2 separate regions of the Homo sapiens genome follow, and region 1 is linked to region 2. Evidence: read pairs that join two places in POLR2A ChIA-PET (ENCODE). Cell type or tissue: PC-9. All regions are shown on one strand. Links, peaks and the distances in the headings refer to the core of each region. The heading gives the core; the rest is flanking DNA.

Evidence for each region. Peaks named below come from ENCODE experiments on the same cell type or tissue, not always from the same donor. Only the 100,000 strongest peaks of a DNase experiment are listed, where the experiment ranks them.
Region 1: POLR2A ChIA-PET joins it to region 2 with 5 read pairs; 3 of 35 experiments call an interaction of 5 or more read pairs at or near these places.

What each region holds. Positions count from the first base shown.
Region 1 is chr12:11,961,873-11,971,157 of GRCh38, reverse strand. No RefSeq gene overlaps it. Among named protein-coding and RNA genes, the nearest start is that of BCL2L14, 100 kb to the left of the region's middle. In PC-9, for the core only: no CTCF peak of the experiment used is centred there; no DNase peak of the experiment used is centred there.
Region 2 is chr12:11,556,141-11,565,425 of GRCh38, reverse strand. LINC01252 (long intergenic non-protein coding RNA 1252) reads right to left here. Exons shown (of 8, transcript NR_033890.1): 6 at 8,210-9,285; 7 at 6,044-6,135; 8 at 1,023-1,725. LOC124902877 (a long non-coding RNA gene) reads left to right here and starts at 9,223. Exons shown (of 3, transcript XR_007063210.1): 1 at 9,223-9,285. In PC-9, for the core only: no CTCF peak of the experiment used is centred there; a DNase peak (open chromatin) is centred at 4,235; H3K27ac peaks cover 566 bases.

The DNA of each region.
Region 1 (9,285 bases), core at 499-8,498, 410 kb before region 2:
CTTCCTACCCAGGAGCAGGGAATGTTCTTCCATTTGTTTGTATCCTCTTTTATTTCGTTGAGCAGTGCTTTGTAGTTCTCCTTGAAGAGGTCCTTCACGTGATGGGCAGAATCCTTAAACTCAGAAAATATTACAATAGGTATTAACTGACACCACATTATAAAGAATATGAAGAGGAACTGTTATTCATGACATGCTAAGAAATGATAAAACCAGGCCTGCTAAGACTAATAGTCACCCACCTCCAACCTTTAAAGAGAGTTGAGACTGGGCGTGGCCACTCATGCCTGTAATCCCAGCAGTTTGGGAGGCTAAGGTGGGAGGATCACCTGCACCTAGGAGTTCAAGACTAGCCAGGGTAACACAGTGGGACACTTGTCTGCATAAATAAAAAATTAGTCCCAGCTATTTGGGAGGCTTTGGTGGGAGGATTGCTTGAGCCCAGGAGGTTGAGGCTGCAGTGAGCTATGATTGTGCCACTGCACTCTAGCCTGGGAAACAGAACAAGAGACACTGTCTCAAAAAAAACAAAAACAAAAACAAAAAACAGCCAAGAGTGCAGATTCCTTTGGAGGCACGTGTTAGAAGGCTCGTAGAGCAGAGGAGTGAGGGACACTTCCCCTCACTGTAAGCCAAGTGAGAGGGGCTTTAGGGGGCTTCCGTATACTACTGGGAGTGGGAGGAATATGAAGACTGAGAAGTGACAGTAAGATAGGCCTGAGAAGGAAGAACTGCAAAAAGAGAGGGAGGGAGAGTGAGTTGCAGTAGGTGTGAGCTGCAGTTTCCTAGACAATGGTGAGGAAAGGCATCCATTATCCATGGATATAGATTGAGCCATGCGGGAGGCAGACAGCCCGGAGCCTTCCTGAAGGGACTCTGTCCATAGACCCCCCTGGACAGATGCGGTGACCAGTGTGAGGAGATCTCTGGGGGGAAGCTGAACTTTGTGCCTCCAGAGAAGCCTCATCTGTTTTAAGTAGGATGCTCTATAACTTATCACCTAACTGGAGATACTTTTGAGAAAGAATCCTTTCTCAAATAGCTGCCTACTAACAGATAGCTGAGGCAACAGAATTCCACTGGAACTGTCCCTGCAAAGTGGACATACGGTCACGTTTGTGTTATGTTAACTGAGTTGGAGGTTCCCAGGACAACCTGCAGTGTCTTTCACAAAAGGGTCAGCTTTGCATATCTGCCAGGCTCAGCGGGCACCAGCACCAGGTTCTGAGCGTCCCCATCATGTAAGACTGCTGCTCTTTTCCTCTAATACCCACTGCCCTGAGTCTGATCCTGAATGGCTCAGAAGCGGCAGCTGGGGAGTGTGCGAGGAGGGTCAGTGGGGGAGATGGGGAGGACATTGGCCACACAGCCCTGCCTGGCTACTGGCAAACAATCACCATCTGCAGTCTTGCCCTACTGTAAGAGGGGAGACTCTCCAATATAAATAAAAGCTCAGGGTTTGTATTATTACCATAGCCTGGCTACTTAAAATACTCAAATGAGGTGGTGCCTGCGACTGAAAATGACCCTTGTGTCCGGGAATGACTCAGAAAGCCACCTGCCTTGTCTGAAATCTCAACTAGGGGCAGAGAAAGAACCTCTTAAAGAGAAGGTTTGAAGGGACAACAGAAGAAAGAAAGTTGTTTTATGATTGTAAACTATAGAATATATTTCATTTATTAAAATATGACTAAGAGGAAATATGAGCACCTCACCTGAATTGTGCACAACTACTACACAAATTGAGTTGAAGTTTTGAGAACTTCCCCAAGAGGCTGACTCTCAGCATTCCTCATGCCCTGAAACGAAGCAGGAGTGTAAAATCGATCTAATCTGGTTGAATTCAATTCAGGAGATTTATGTCTAGGGCCTAGCACATACTTAGCCCTTGATAAACATCAATGAATATGAGCTAGTGTAATGATTTACTGAGCATCTACTATGTGCCAGAGACGCATATTATCTCATTACTTATAATCACCTTATGAGGTTCAAGGTCCCAGCTCCCCTTCTTCAATCATAGAGTTAGGATTCCAACCCAGTTTTCTTTCTGCTATCCTCTTTTACCATCCCAAGAGTTGCCAAACTTCTTAAAGAACAGAGCGAAGAAGATACACTTGAGTTAGTCTGTTTTTGCATTGCTATAAAGGAATATCTGAGATTGGGGGATTTATAAAGAAAAGAGGTTTTATTTTGGCTCACAGTTCTGCAGTTCGTACGCGAAGCATAGTGCTGGGATCTGCTGCTGGTGAGGCCTCAGGAAGCTTTCGATTATGGAGGAAGGTGAAGAGGGAGCCAGTACCTCCTATGATGAGAGAGGGCTAGGAAGGTGCCACACTCTTTGAAACAACCAGATTGCCTGTGACCGCAGAGCAAGAACTCATTACCACGAGGAGGGCACCAGGCCATTCATGGGAGGTCTGTCCTTACCACCGGGCCCCACCTCCACCACCATGGGAGGTCACATTTCAGCATGAGATTTGGAGGAAACAAAGCATCCAAACCATATCACACTTCGTTAATTTTAGAGACTGCTTTGCAGTCAGGTATGGTGGTTAAGAGGAGTGACGTTAGTACCAGATGGCCTGCGTTCAAATCCTGCTTTTGAGCCTTACAAACTGTGTGACCTTGAACAAGGTGCTTAACCTTTCTGTGCTCCTATAAAGGGAAGTGATAATATTGGTTATGTATTTCATAGGGTTGTTGTGAGGTTTAAATTAGTTAATATGTGCAAAGGGCTCAAGAAGATTTTAATATGTGTTTAAAAATACTGACCGTTTTTTAAAAAAGTTGACTGGTATTATTTATATGCTTTGATTATCTCATTTCCCAGATGCTTAGAGCACAGAATTCTCCATGGCCCATGAGATTATAAACACTGCATCCTGATACTAAAGGACTCTAACCTGCCCTGGAAAGCCTTATTTCGTCCTGTTCTCTGGTCAGCCAGGGCCCTCGCTGCCCCTGTGGGAGGTCAGCCTCGTCTTGTCTGTTGTTTCTGCTCATGTCACCCCCCCACCGCCTGCCACTCTCACCTCCCAGGGTTCTAGGTTCTTCCAGTTTATATTATGGCAGAGATTAGATCTGCATCTGTGATGACCAATCTTTCATCTTGTTGCTTTTCTCCCCTTTCATGTTATTTGCTTTTCTCAACAAAGGAAACTTGCAACTTCAGGTCAAATTTCCTTTAGTAAAACTTTCCCCCAAGATAAAGTCCTTCCCAGAAGGCTGCTTGGAACAGGAATCTGAGAGCTTCCTTTTTCCTTTGCTGGCAGAGTTTCCTGTTTGCCTTTATGGTTGAGCCAGCCTGTGCCCCAATCACTGTGGATGGAAGGGACCCTCCAGGAGGCCGCTGCAAGACTCTTGTTGGAGATGCCTTACTATGAACTCACGAGCCAAGTCTGAGAAGCTGCCTTCGCTCTTCACCTTGCCTTCCCCACTTTTGCATTTTTCAGTTTATATCACCAGACTGAGTATTGGTTCCACCACCAGGCAATGAAATAGCCTCCTCCCTGATTCCGATCTATCTTCTCAGTACACGCTGATCTGTGGTAGACAGAGTCTATATTAAGGGCGCTAAATGTGAGGGCAGGCTTCAAGAAGGCTGGCTTCGAAGCGGGCCAAGAGCTCCTTGTTAGGCAGCCAAACCACAGGCGACAATGTTTGAAGTTGTACCAAGTGTCTGGTCAAAGCAGAGATGGTAAGATTAAAAAAAAAAAAAAACCTGCCTTAGAAATTGGGAATTGGAAAAAGATAGAATTTATTCCATGCTGAGCAGCACATAGAGGAGATGAAGCTGGTCTAAAGGAAGGAAAAGTGTCTGGGAGGTGAGAGCCCAGCTAGTAGGAAACAGCTCCAGAGGGAAATGGCCAGGTGCGGGGGGATGGAAGAAAGCTGGGCAGAGGTGTCCTAGAGGATTAACGAGAGGAAGACACTGGATTCACATGGCTGCAAAGAGGACTCTCAAGCTGGAACACAGAAAGTTGGCCTGGAGTGCACCAAGAGAGAAGACTTGTTTGACAAAGGCCCGTAACAGGCAATAGGGCATACTGGATAAGACCATGGGGTTCTTGAGACAAACTGAGTTTAAGTCTCATCTCAGTAATTTATTAGCTAGTGAAGTTAGGCAAATAATCTGTGCCTCAGTTTTCTTGTTTTTGAAATGGGCTAATAATCATGTCTACCTCTTGGGTTGTTGTAAGGATTAATTGAGATAACATGTCTCAAACGGCCTAGCAGAGGACCTGACACAGTACTTGATCAATAATTGTCGACTGGCGGCAGTAGTCAAGTGGTATCTCGAGGGCAGGTGTCTCAATGAGCTGCTGGTCTGGAAGAGGGTAGGGGTGTCCTGAACAAATAGCCAAGTTATGATTTCCCTCTTCATAGACGGTGTCCTGGAATTCCTTACAGGGTGGGAAAGGAGATTTCTACTCAAAACAGTTGGCTGATTGGTGTGATAATGAACCTGGGGTGGCCGCCTGAAAGGGGGTCAAATTTAGAGTCTGGAGTGAAGAGTCACCTTTAACTCCCTGGGAGCATCTGCAGGGAGAAGTGAAAATCAACTTTATTTCTGGATGATTCCCTCATGGTGAGTTTTGCCTTTGGAGAGCAGGAAGTTGGAGACGCAGCATGGCGTGGAGATGAAGGGAACGTGCTGGAACAGTGGTTCTTGGTTGGGAGTGTCCAGTAGAATCACCTTGAGGCTTGCCAGGACACAGATGGCTCCACCTGACCCCCCAAATTTCTGACTCATTAGGTCTCTGATGAGTTCCCAGGAGGTGCTGATACAGCTGGTCCAGGGACCAGACAGTGAGAACCATGGCTACAGAGTCAGACAGACTTGGTTTTAAATTTTCATCATTAAGTAGTTTTATGACCTTAGGCAAGTTATACAACCTCTCTGATCTTCAGTTTTTTCATCTGTAAATAGGACAATAATTAAAGACAAGTTAAAAAATATATACAAAGTATCTAGTACTCAAAAAACAGGAACTATGATGAGTAGAGGGTAGAGACTGAGCAGGAATGGGAGACTTCAGGATCTGGAAAAAACTGTAATTCAAAAAGTCACTGGCCTGGAGTGGTGGCTCACGCCTGTAATCCCAGCACTTTGAGAGGCCGAGGCGGGCGGATCACTTGAGGTGAGGAGTTCAAGACCAGCCTGGCCAACATGGTGAAACCCCGTCTCTCCTAAAAATACAAAAATTAGCCAGGCGTGGTGGTGCGTGCCTGTAATCCCAGCTACTTGGGAGGCTCAGGCATGAGAATCACTTGAACCCGGGAGGTAGAAGTTGCAGTGAGTTGAGATCACACCACTGTACTCCAGCCTGGGTGACGGAGTGAGGCTCTGTCTCAAAAACACAAAACAAAAGAGCACAGAGAGGCCAGGCAGAGAAGCCAAGCTGCTGCTTCCCATTCTGCTCCCCTCTGCCCACATCATCAGTCACCAAGGTGGGCGGTGCTGGGAGTTTGTGTGGGGCAGAGGCACCCAAGGCAGCTTCCGAGAACCTGGCATAAGGGAGGACTGGGCTATTTTGAGCAAAATAGGTATTTCTGGCTTGTTTTTTCAGCTTAGTAACTCAAGGCAAAAAATCACATCCCAGAACTATTTTAAAGGCAGAGGAAACCTCCACTGAGCCGTAGCCCCCTCCTACACAGGGCTCTCAGGGCTGGATTTGGACTCCCAGAAGAACACAGTGTATCTGGGCCTCTGTGCTGGGCTCAGAATATTCTCCTGCGGCCCCATCTGTGGAAATGGAATCATGCTTCGAGGTTCTTTGCCTCAGTGAAGCTAGTGGCCCCTCACCGGCTGGTTTAATTTTTAACTCATCATCCGTTTTTTTTTTCCCCCTAAGGTTGTAAGCACTGCAAAATCATGATCTAGAACATATCTTTATATGCATTCTGTGATCTTTGGCAAAGGGCTGACCGGCTCAATAAATGGTAAACAATAGAGGGAGAAAGTGAGGAAGGAAGGAATAAAAGATGGAAGAAAGGAAAAAAGAAAGGGAGGAAAGGAGGAAGGGTGGGAGAGAAGGAAAGATAGAAGAAGAATGGAAGGAAGAAAAGATAAAGAAAGAAGGGACGGAGGCTGGGTGTGGTGGCTCATGCCTGTAATCCCAGCACTTTGGGAGGCCGAGGCAGGAGGATCACTTGGGGCCAGGAATGCAAGACCAGCCTGGGCAACATGGCAAAACCCCATCTCTACTAAAAATACAAAGATTAGTCAGGCATGGTGGCGCACACTTGTAATCCCAGCTACTTGGGAGGCTAAGGTGGGAGGATCCCTTGCGCTCAGAAGTTCAAGACCAGCCTGGGTAACAAAGTGAGACCTTGTGTCTGTACAATATTTTATTTTAAAATTAGCTAGGTGTGGTGGCACATGCCTATAGTCCTAGCTACTTGCGAGGCTGAGGTTGGAGGATTCTTTGAGCCTGGGAGGTCAAGGCTGCAGTTAGCCATGATGGTGCCACTGTTTTCCAGCCCTGGTGACAGAGCAAGACCCTGTCTCAAAAAAAAAAAAAAAAAAAAAAAAAAAAAAGATGGAGGGAAGGAAGAGAGGGAGGAAGGATGGGAGGAAGGAAGGAAGAACACGTTTCCTCAGCTTTCCTTTGGTAAGGCTTTCATTTCTCACATTCGGAAGAGCTGACTAGAGGGCATTTCCTGCTTCTGCAGAGGTTACTCCCGGGGAACAAGCTCAAGGCCTGTGAGATTGCACAGGACACAGAGGAGCATCCTAGTCACCAAGCTCTGGAACAGGAGGATGAAGGAGAATCAGAGGGAGTTTGACAGAGGTGGTTTGAGCTTTCTTGTTGCGTAACCTGAGACCTGCCTGATCCCTTTCTCTACCCGACGCCTGCTCCCAGAAGGAAGTGATATCTTTCTCCTCTGAACCCAAAAACCACTCCCTTTCTATGGACATGGTGTAAGGGCGGGTTGTGGGTGCTCTTGGGTGGCCCATGTGGGCAGAGCAGCTGACCACCACTCTGAGCATCTTCTCCTTTTTCCCATCAGTAAAATCCACAGGTCAAATGAGATTCCCAAGTGCTTCCACCCAGTCTCCAAGCCTCAGCTCATTTTGGTTTATGTGGCGTCAAAGGCCTCAGCAGGTCCACAAGCGGCAGGAGGCCCGACTGAATACATTCACCCGTTACCCGTGTTCCGGGCCCTTCGGCTCTGTGGGTTTGGGCCCAGATGATCTCTCTGAAATTTCATCCCCCCTGTCAACACAGTGCTGATGGGTGCCCCTCTTTGTTTCTGGCCCCCAACCCCTGCTCAGGAGCACCCACCTGTTTTCCATTTTCAGCTGTGTGCTTAGAAACACCTTGACTCTTCTCACACCTGCCAGGTAAATGGGTTCTCTCCTGCTCCATCTTGCTGTTAGCCCCTTTGGTCTTCTGTTGAGCTCCCTAACCTTTGCAGGGCGGCTAGTGCCTCTGGAGATAAGGGATAGTCTCTAAATTCTCAGCGGGTATTATTAGTATTTGCATTCTAAAATAGAAGTTTCTAAAGGCACGATCAATATTACCTTTTATTTTATTAATAGCTTCCACACTTAGTTCAGCCCCCTGAATACGTCCAGTAAAGGACTTTACAAATGGCGTCCAGTAAATACTTTACAAATGTTCCTGCCTTCAATGAGGATTTACACATCTGAATTCATGTAAATAATTTAAAGAATACTGGTACTTAACAACTTCCAACTTCATTTACTTTTTCCATTTTCTTCCATGCAGATTTATTTCTTTACTGTTTCCTCTGTTCAAGGCTTTATTTCATTTCTTTCTTTTCCAAGAATAAGATAATATATTGAACTCATAGCTAGAGGTAAATAAGTAACTTCCTGTTTAAATTTAGTTTTAGCCTACATTCTTATCTGTTATAATTACAGCATTGAATTATTTTAAGAATCTACCTACAATGGGGAACTCTTCTCTCCCCATGTTCTGCTTCAACCCATAAAGGAAGAAACTTCCACTAACATTGCCACTTTTTTGAGGAACTGCTATGCTATGTGTTTGAGTTGGTTTGGGCTGTTGTAACAAAATAGCACACTGGGTGGCTTAAACAACAGAAATGCATTTTCTCACAGTTCTGGAGGCTGGAAGTCCAGGGTCACGGTGTGGGCAGGGCTGGTTTCTCCTGTGGCTTGCAGATGATCACCTTCTGACGGTTTCCTCGCTTGGTCCTTTCTTCTGCGGCAGGTGGGAAGCGAGCTCTGGTGTCTTTTCCTCTTCTTACAAGGGCTCAAGTGATCTGCCCTGGTTCTATCACATTAGGGTCCCATCATCATGGCTTCATTTAACCTTAAGTCCCTCCATAAAGTCCCTATCTTCGAACACAGTCACACTGGAATTTAGGACTTCAACATACTAACTTTTTTTTTTTGAGATGGAGTTTGGCTCCTGTTGCCCAGGCTGGAGTCAATGGCGTGATCTCGGCTCACTGCAACCTCTGCGTCCTGGGTTCAAGCGATTCTCCTACCTCAGCCTCCCGAGTAGCTGGGATTACAGACATGCGCCACCACGACCAGCTAATTTTGTATTTTTGGTAGAGATGGGGTTTCTCCATGTTGGTCAGGATGGTCTCGAACTCCCGACCTCAGGTGATCCACCCACCTTGGCCTCCCAAAGTGCTGGGATTACAGGCATGAGCCACAGTGCCTGGCCCAACATATGAACTTCTGAGGGACACAGTTCAGTTCCTAACACTTGGTTGCTGCTTTTTTTTTTTTTTTTTTTTTTTGAGACAAGGTCTCCCTCTGTCGCCCAGGCTGGAGTGCAGTGGCATGATCTTGGCTCACTGCAACCTCCGCCTCCTGGGTTCAAGTGATTCTCCTGCCTCAGCCTCCCAAGTACCTGGGGTTACAGATATGTGTCACCACGCCTGGCTAATTTTTGTATTTTTAGTAGAGACAGGGTTTCGCTATGTAGGTCAGGCTGATCTCAAACTCCTGGGCTCAAGTGATCTTCCTGCCTTAGCCTCCCAAAATGCTGGGATTACAGGCATGAGCCATCATGCCGGGCCTTGGTTGCTCTTCTCTATAAGAGAAGGAGGAATTAATTGGATGGATGAGAGCTTGATACATGCATTGGGCCATATTTTTAGGGGTTGGAGCATGATGTAAAGACAGGGTCTCCTGGTGCCCCACCTCCTGCTTCCTGGCCCTCTCTGTGGAGGCCACAGGATGATGCTGTGCTTCTGGCCACCCAGTGAGCAGACTTGGGCTGCCCTCGCCAAGCCCCTCCTCGGGTCTTCCTGCTTTTCAGCCTGGGTGGCCAG
Region 2 (9,285 bases), core at 715-8,714:
GGTTTGCTCCTATGAGAATCGAATGCTGCTGCTGATCTGACAGGAGGCAGAGATCAGGCGGTAATGCTCACTCACCACCCCCTGCCACCTTCTGCTGTGTGGCCCAGTTCCTAACAGGCCATCAACAGGTACTGGTCCATGGCCTGGGTACTGGGGACCCCGGAATTATATTACTCAGCTGTCTCTACATTTAGGTATTACTTATTTTGCCTGCCAAAGAGTAAAATGTGTTAAAACTTCCCAATACAATTAGTTTCTGTAATTTTCTTCTTGTCTTTCTGTTGTGTTTTGTTCTCTATATATTTATCTAGTGTTTATGAATAAAATTACACAACTCATACTACAGCACAGCTTTATCAATAAAGTGGAGATTTTTACCCTACTTTTCATTTTCTACCTTAAGTTATACTTTGTCAGATGTTAATTCCTGCTTTCTTTTTATTTTAATTTCTTGGTATATCTTTGCTTATCATTTTGCTTTCAATGTTTATGCTTATTTTGGTTTGAGTATGTTTTATAACCTACATAGACTGTGTGTGTATATGCTTGTAAGTGCAAGGGTGTGTATTTAACCAGCTTGAGAACCACTGTCTTTTAATAGCGAAGTTTAAGAAGTTCAACCCATTTTCATTATTATTATTGTTACATATTTTACTATAATACATTATATGTAATATATATTTTTATATTTCACTGTGTCTGGGTATGGTGGCTCATACCTGAAGCCCTAGCAGTTTGGGAGGCTGAGGCGGGAGGACTACTTGAGCCCAGGAATTTAAGATCAGCTTTGGCAACATGAGATCTCCATTTCTACAAAAAGTTTAAAAATTAGCCAGGTGTCATGGCTCACGCCTGTAGGCCTGGCTACACGGGAGGCCGAAGCGGGAGGATAGCTTGATCCCAGGAGGTCAAGGTTGCAGTGAGCTGTGTTCACGCCACTGATCTCCAGCCTGGGCAACAGAGCAAGACCCTGTCTCAAAAAACCAAACCAAACCAAACAAAACTTCATTGCTGTTTTTCTGTTTTGTAATTGCTAGACTATGTTTTGTTTTATTGATGTCTTCTTCGATAATGTTCAAAATTATCAATTACGTTTCTCAATTTTTCAATTGAATAAATCAGAAAAAATGGATATATATAACAGCATAAACATAAAAACCTTACAAGCATTGAATAATATCTTAAATTAAAGGACAAAAAGACTGAGAAAATATTTGCAACAAATAAGATACATATTCACAATACAATCCACAATATAAAAGAAGTCATGAACATCCATAAGAAAAAAATGGGTATAGCAGTCAAAACTGTATTTGGCTACGAGAACCAGCAAAACATACCATAGTGGCTTAACAGATGAAAGGAAGGACTGTTTCACTTGGGTAATAAGAAGTCCCATGGGAATCAGTCCAAGGCTGATACATTGACTCCAAGTATCCCCAGTGTCCCAGGCTCTGTAAATCTTTAGGTTCATGCATTCTTAGTATGCAGTTTTTATCTTTTTGGTTTCAAAACGACTGTTGCATCTCCTGGCAGCTCAAGTGGAAAGAAGACAGAAATTGGAGAGGAATGCACCAGAAGACTTATTTCTCATATCAATAAGGGGGTGGGGGTGGAACATCAAAATTTAGCTTTTACTCTCTCTATAGTGGAGTCAAGTAAGGGAGAAACATGTTGCAAATGGAGATTGGCTTGGCCAAAGTACAGCGCCTGCTACATAGAGAACTGAAATAGAAAATTCACAAAATAAGAAATTAAAAAATAAAAAATCATACCAAAATAACAATCCACTAAATAGTAATCAAAGCAATTTATGAAAAACTCTTTGGCAGGATTAGAAAAGTTCTTATCTCTTTGGTCTGTCCATTTTAAGTCCAGTACCCAATCCTTAGAAAATAATTTAAAACACAGACAAAATGTACCTTCTAGACTATTTATCAGTGTTTTGTTGTTGTTAGTTTTGATTTTATTATATAACCTATACATTTGTTTATGCCAGGCAGCTTCTTTTAGGTTGCAAGGAACAGATACATCTTGAAGTTGCCTCAGTTTATGGTTAATGTTGTAAGAACATATGAAAGCAGGAACAGAATAAAATAATGTCATCAGCCACAAGCTGAGGAACGGGACACACAGGTCTCCCTGAGCCCAGCTATTCTGATAAGAAGCAGCTCTATCAGTCCATTATCTTGCTCTTTAAGAGTGGACATTTGTGGCTCTCGACACAGTGCTCTGCCATTATGACTCAGCTTCTCTCTTTTTTTTTTTTTCTTTTTGACAGGGTCTCATTTTGTCACCCAGGCAAGAGTTCAGTGGCATGATCATAGCTCACTGCAGCCTCAAACTCCTGGGCTCCAACTGCACTGGAGGATACTCTCACCTCAGTCTCCCAAGTAGTTGGGAGTACAAGTGTACAACACTATGCCTGGCTAATTTTGTACAATTTTGTAGAGATGGGGTTTTGCTATGTTGCCCAGGCTGGTCTCAAGCTCCTGGCCTCAAGCAATCCTCCCACCTCATCCTCCCAAAGTGCTGGCTGGGATTACAGGCATGAGCCACCATGCCCTCGCTACTCCTTAAGTACTATGCTCTTAAAATTAACATTTTAGGCTAAATCTACTAGAATGATGCATTCAAGTATTTTATAATTTTATTTCAAGTTTTCTTAAAGAAGCAAGGTGTGCTAACTATAGAGCACTTGGGAAATACAAAAATTATACAAAACAGTAAAATCGCCCATAGTCTCACAGTTCGAGGTAACCATTATTAATATTTTGGTGTTTTTCCTGGGGCCCTTTTATCTTTGATAATTTTTTCCTTTTTCTCTCTAATTTGAAGAAGAAAAAGCTTTGTTATTTGTATCATCAAAAGTTAGAGTGAGTATATATGACCAGAAATAAAAATGAACAAATTACACAACACATTTTGGTTGATGTACAGCATGCGAGACCGAATATGAACAAAGATGGGATACCAAATGCTATTAATATCTTTCTATTTAAAATAAAATTTCAGGCCAGGTGCAGTGGGTCATGCCTGTAACTATGTAATCCCATAACTTTGAGAGGCCGAGGCAGGCGGATCACTTGAGGTCAGGAGTTTGAGACCAGCCTGGCCAACGTGGTGAAACTCCGTCTCTACTAAAAGCACAAAAATTAGCCGGGTGTGGTGGCACGCACCTGTAATCCCAGCTACTCGGGAGGTTGAGGCAGGAGAATCGCTTGAACCCAGGAGGCAGAGCTTGCAGTAAGCCGAGCCTGGGCAACAGAGCGAGAGTCTGTCTCAAAAAGTAAAACAAAATAAAACCTCAGAAATTCAGTTCCATTCATTTGCAATTGTTTCTACATAAGCTGATCTGAAACTTACCTCTGAATTACGTATGAAACAATTTGCCAGGTGAATTCATAGCATAAACAAAATGACTAGGGGCATGTTTGACTTATGTGAGGGCTTTTAAGGATTTTTAAACACCTTAACAGCACCCCTGTTTCTCTACTCATTAATTATTAGTTTTCAGACAAGATCCAGCACATTCAGAGTGGTATGGCCATAGACAATAACTAGTTTCCAATGAGTCTCATCTGTTCATTAAAGTTTGTCATCCCACAGAGCAATGAAAAGTGAAGAAAATAGGTTTACATTCTGAGACATGCTTCACCATCCAAAACCAAAACATGCAATCTAGTGTTTACTTTTTTTAATGGCCCAAATAGTGTCTATAGTTACTAAGTAACTATTTTCTTAGTGAAAACAAACCAATGAATCTTGGAAGTCACATTGAAGATGAAGAATATAACTCAAAATTGAAGGCTTTTTCCCTTTATTTTAAGAAGCATTCCTTGACTCCCAACCATGTTTTACATTCCTTGACCATATTTCTTATATTAGACATCAGTCTCTTATTTTGTTTTCTTGGTAAGCCTTTCTTAGTAGACTTTTAAGGTCTATTATTAGGATATTTTCAATTTCTAGCATAACAGTTAGTCCCTAATATTTTCTCAATAAATATGTCTGGCTGAGGGAATGCACCAACACATATTTTAATGAATACATTAAATGTGTTAGGTTTTTAAATGTTGAGACCATGTTCTTTCATTTTCCACTTCTTCAGGGCTTGCTGGTCACCTTAGATGAGATGATGATTAACCTAATGATTACATAAAGTCACTAAATTAGGTGAAGCAAGACATGAGAAAGATTTCAATGGGAAGATAAAATCATCCTCAAGAAAACCACAGAGGTAGGCTGGGCACTGTGACTCACACAGTGCTGTAATCCCAGCACTTTGGGAGGCCAAGGCGAGAGGATTGCTTGAGGCCAGCAGTTTGAGACCAGGCTGGGCAACATAGCTGGACTCTGTCTCTACGAAACATTTAAAAACCTAGCTGAGTGTATAGTGATGCACACCTGTAGTCACAGCTACTCAGGAGGCTGAGGTGGGAGGATCACTTGAGCCCAGGAGTTTGAGGTTACAGTGGGTAATGATTGAGCCACTGCATTCCAGCTTGGGTGACAAAGGAGGATACTCTCCCCCCACCAAAAAAAGAAAGAAAACCATAGAGGTAGATCTATAGGATATAAATAGACTATACAACGTAAAAGCTGTGTACAGACATTAAACAAAAACCACAGTATCAATATTAAAGGGTAGAAATAAATACATTTGGCCATAATTAAGCTAATCTATTTTAAAATCTTCTGTAAGACAGACGTATCTTTAATTAGAATCCTTTTCAATGATTTTCATCATTTCCAACTAGTAAAGTCCTTTTAAAGTCAAGAATATAGATTTTTAACAAGGATCTAATGCCTGCAAAATATTCTTAAATTCTCTTTTCCTTAAATTCTCAATCCCTTTTATACTTCTTATTTAGCACTTTTCATGATTATCAGTCAGTAGGAACCGGGTGTTTGTGTCTTCCCACAAAAGAATGAACAGATGGAGGAAAAGCACCAATTTTTTTTTTACTCATGTGGTACCAATTTATCTCCTTTCTTAATATATTTCTCATAAAAGGAGCATAGTAATTTTAATTGAACCAAAATAATCCCAACTCTTTGCAAGGAATCATTGTCAGAGAGGAAATTGATCTTCTATCTGCTTTATGTTCTAAAACCTTCTGGGCTTCTACAGATGCTCACTTCATCTCTTTTTAAATAAAGGGCAGACTATTTGAGATGTTTTTACAGTGAGAAATGAGAAAAGTTAAGCGCTACGAGTGAGAAACCAGGAGTCTAAGTTCTCTCTCTGACATTGACTATCTGTGTGACCCTGGATAAGGCATGTAACCTCTCTGGTCTTGTTTCTTCATCTGTTAAAACTATTTGAATTGGTTGACATTTACCATTCTTTCCAGGACTCTCTATGATATTCAATCAATTATCCATCTTCTCCAACTAGTCTTTGCTCTTCTTGCTTATCTCATGGAAACACGTTATTTCCACCTTCTCCCACACTCAACTACTATTTTCCTTAGGAGAGACCTTGAGTACTGTTAAATTTCCTCAGAGAAATGTTAAGCAAGTCACTCAAACTCTCTAGGCTGCAGTTTCCTCATCTGTAAAAGAACAGATCACAAGCTCACCAGCCACAGATCTCAGCATCAGATCCTTACAGAGGACTGGTGACCAAGTGAGCAAGGCTCATCACTCTAGAGAGAAGCTGATGCCAACCAGCATAGGTCAAGGACCATCATAAGACTAGAGGCTTCTCACCCCTTTGCCCAAGGCTACATTATGACTGGGAAATTTCTAAAATATTATTTAAATTATTAGAGCAAACTAAACTCTGAATCAGATTCCTGCTCTGCCACCTCCACTAATCAGGTGCCTAGAAAGGGAAGCAGAATAGGCAATGTTGGCAATGTTATGTTAAATTGCTATGTTTCCTCCAGAGTGGTAACTGTGATTCAAGACATGTGACTTTGTTTATGTATTATCTTTAGCAAGGTGACCCTCACCTGGAAGATTAACTTTGTGACTCTTAAACCAGAAGGTTGCTTATTGCCCCTTCCTGTTTAATGGGGTTCATGGAGGTCCATACCTGCCAGCCATGCCAGTCCTGCTCTCTCCTGTGCCTGAGTAGTGATTTAGGTATCATTCTTGCCCGTGCAGACTGTCCTGACACTTCTGCCACTGTAGGAAAGACAAAAACACAAAACTTCCCAACAATCATATTCCTAGATCTTTACCTAAGTAAACTGAAAGCTCACGTTCACACAAAAACCTGTATGCAAATGTTTATAGCAACTTTATTCATAATCTCCAAAATCTAGAAGCAACCAAAATGTCTTTCCACAGGTGAGTGGATAAAAAAATTGTGGTAATTTTTGTTTTGCTTTGTTTTGAGATAGGGTCTCACTTTCTTGCCCAGGCTGGAGGGTAGTGGCATGTTCATAGCTCACTGCAGCTTCAAACTCCTGGGCTCAAGCGATCCTTCCATCTCAGCCTTCAGAGTAGCTGGGACTACAGGTATGCACCACCATGCTTGGCTAATGTTTTTTTTAATTTTTTTTTTTTTTTTCATGGAGACGGGGTCTCCTATGTTGCCCAGGCTGGTCTCAAGCTCCTGGGCTCAAGCGATCCTCCCACCTTGGCCTCCCAAACAGTTGGAATTACAGGCATGAGCCACAATTCCTGGCCATGGTACATTCATATAATGGAGTACTATTCTGCTGTGAAAAAAAGAATAAACTCTTGATTCACACAATGATGTGGGTCAGTCTTACGTGAATTTTGCTAATTGAAGGAAGCCAGACTCCAAAGGGTGCACACATTGTATAAATCCATTCATATGACATTTTAGAAGCAGCTACACTATGGGGATGGAAAACAGATGCCAGGGGTTGGTGGCAGTAGGAAGAGGGTAGATTAACTGTACATTAACTGCAGAGATAATTCATGGGGGGAATTTTTAGGGTGACAGAACTGTTCTGGGCTGGGTGTGGTGGCACACACCTATAATCCCAGCACTTTGGGAGGCCGAGGTGGGAGGATCGCTTGAGCCAGGAGTTCAAGACCAGCCTGGGAAAAATAGCAAGATCCCATGTTTACAAAAAGTAAAAAAATTAGCTGGGCATGTGTGCACATACCTGTAGTCCCAGTTACTCAGGAGGTTGAGGTAAAAGTATTGCTTGAGCCCAGGAGTTTGAGACTGCAGTGAGCTATGATCGCACCACTGCATTCCGACCTGGGTGGCAGAGAAAGATTCTGTCTCCAAAAGGCAGAGGTGGGGAGGGGGTGGGGGGTAGGAACAATTCTGTATGATACTGAGTTGTGGATAAATGGCTCTGCATTTGTCAAAATCCATAGAACTGTACATCACAAAGAGGGAACGCTAATGTATACAATCAAAAAAATATCAACCAGGATGGTGGGGACTGCAGACTTTCATGAATGAATGTAACTGTACACATAACATCCCTGAAGGGGTTGGGAAAAGGTGCAAACCAAAATAATCTTGCAGGTGCTGCTTTGACTTATAATTGTAAGGCTAAAGGCCAAAGGAACTGGACATAAGCACTGTGTTCCAACTGGCAAGTCTCTTTCTCATCGGGTTGGGGTGGGGCGGTATTACCTATGCTGAAACAGCTTTACATGCACCGTTAAGTAATAATGGGCAAATAAGGAAATAAAAGTGGATAGTGGGGGTCAGGTTTTTCACTGTTGGAGAGAGAAGTTATAGATAAGCAAAGGCAGAAGGCTAGAAGGAACCCTGTGATACTGGATTAGAGTCAGAAATATGAGTATGAACTCATATTTAACCATATATATAAATCATAATAGATATGTGTATATATATGGGTTAATATATGTAGCTCCTATCTGTGCCCTCTGAGAGGGCTTAGTACAGGGTTACAGCTAGTATAGGGTTGCCAGATCAAACATAGGATACATAAGTAAATTTGAATTTCAGATAATAAATACACACACACACACACACACACACACACCACACAGAGAGACACACACACACAGACACTTAAGCCTATAAAGGAGTAAAATATATTTGCAAGGGTATACAAGAAAATTGTAACTGGGTGGCCAGGGCAATGAGATGGAAGGAAGACTGACTTTTCACTATATACCCTTGGACCATAAGTTTCTTATTCACAAAATAAACAACTTTACAAAAATTAAGCAAGTAAAACCTTGTAGCTAACTCAACAAATAAAAGTATTTTCTATGAATTAGAATAAAAAAGGGCTACCTGGTTAACTTTTAAAAATTTCACTGCTTTGTAGTGAAATCACTTATTCGTTATGTAATTCATAGAAGCTCCAGACAGAGGCCGTCTTTTTCCTCCATAAGCAGGTCTTCTCTGCCTTTCTGCAGACCAGGTGGGGGTCACAGGCAAGTGTGACATTTTCTTCCTGGACCCCTTCTTCCATGGTGTTGGGGGAAGGACACCCGCACATCTTGGGGAGGAGACAGGAGAAAGACGCGCTTCCCGGAATCTTGGCTGCTTCTCACTTTAATCAAAGTCTCCTGCTGCTGACACACGGAAATTCTTTAATTAAACTCAGCCTGGCTCCTGTGCTAACCCTCTCCAGGCCGGTGCCAAGGCAACATACTCTAAATGATGAAGAGGAACCTTTTAAAAACTTTTTAATAGAGGGGATAATTAGCCTGTGCAATTCATTGTTACAGAATCTCCCAGAGACAAGGTAACTTATTACAGTCTTTCTTTCTTTCCTTTCTTTCTTTTTCTCTTTCTTTCTTTCTTTCTTTTCTTCTTCTTCTTTTTTTTTTTTTTTTGAAAGCTTTCAGTTTTATTCTGGATAGGAATTGTCTCCCTGTGCCAGACAGGGCGAAGCTTCCCAGGTCTCTTGAGGCATATGGTAATTGTCAGAAAGGATTGCTGAGGTCAAGAAGAAATTTCTTCCCACTATTGAATAAGGGCAAAAGGTAGACGAGAAACACTGTGGGAAGAGAGAGGGAACAGTCTGTCTTCTGCAGCATCGGACTGCACTGATTGTGCTGAGCCAGAGAGAGTATAACAAAAAGAAAGTAAATAGTGCAATGAGACTGCTCTTTGGTTCAGCCTTTGCCAGAATACAAGGACCTGCCCAGGCTCTGTCACAGGCTGTGCTAACAAACCCAGCCTTGGTTTTGCTCACAGAACTGAAAGAGGCTGGGACATCATTAGGGAAACGGAGTCGAACAGCCCTGCTCTCTCTGCTTCCTGCAGATCAGCAGACATGGAGCAGGGACAAAGCTTTCTTCCCACCTGGAAGGAATCTGCGCTTTCCTCATGAGTCTTCTGTTCAAAGGACAGTACCCCCA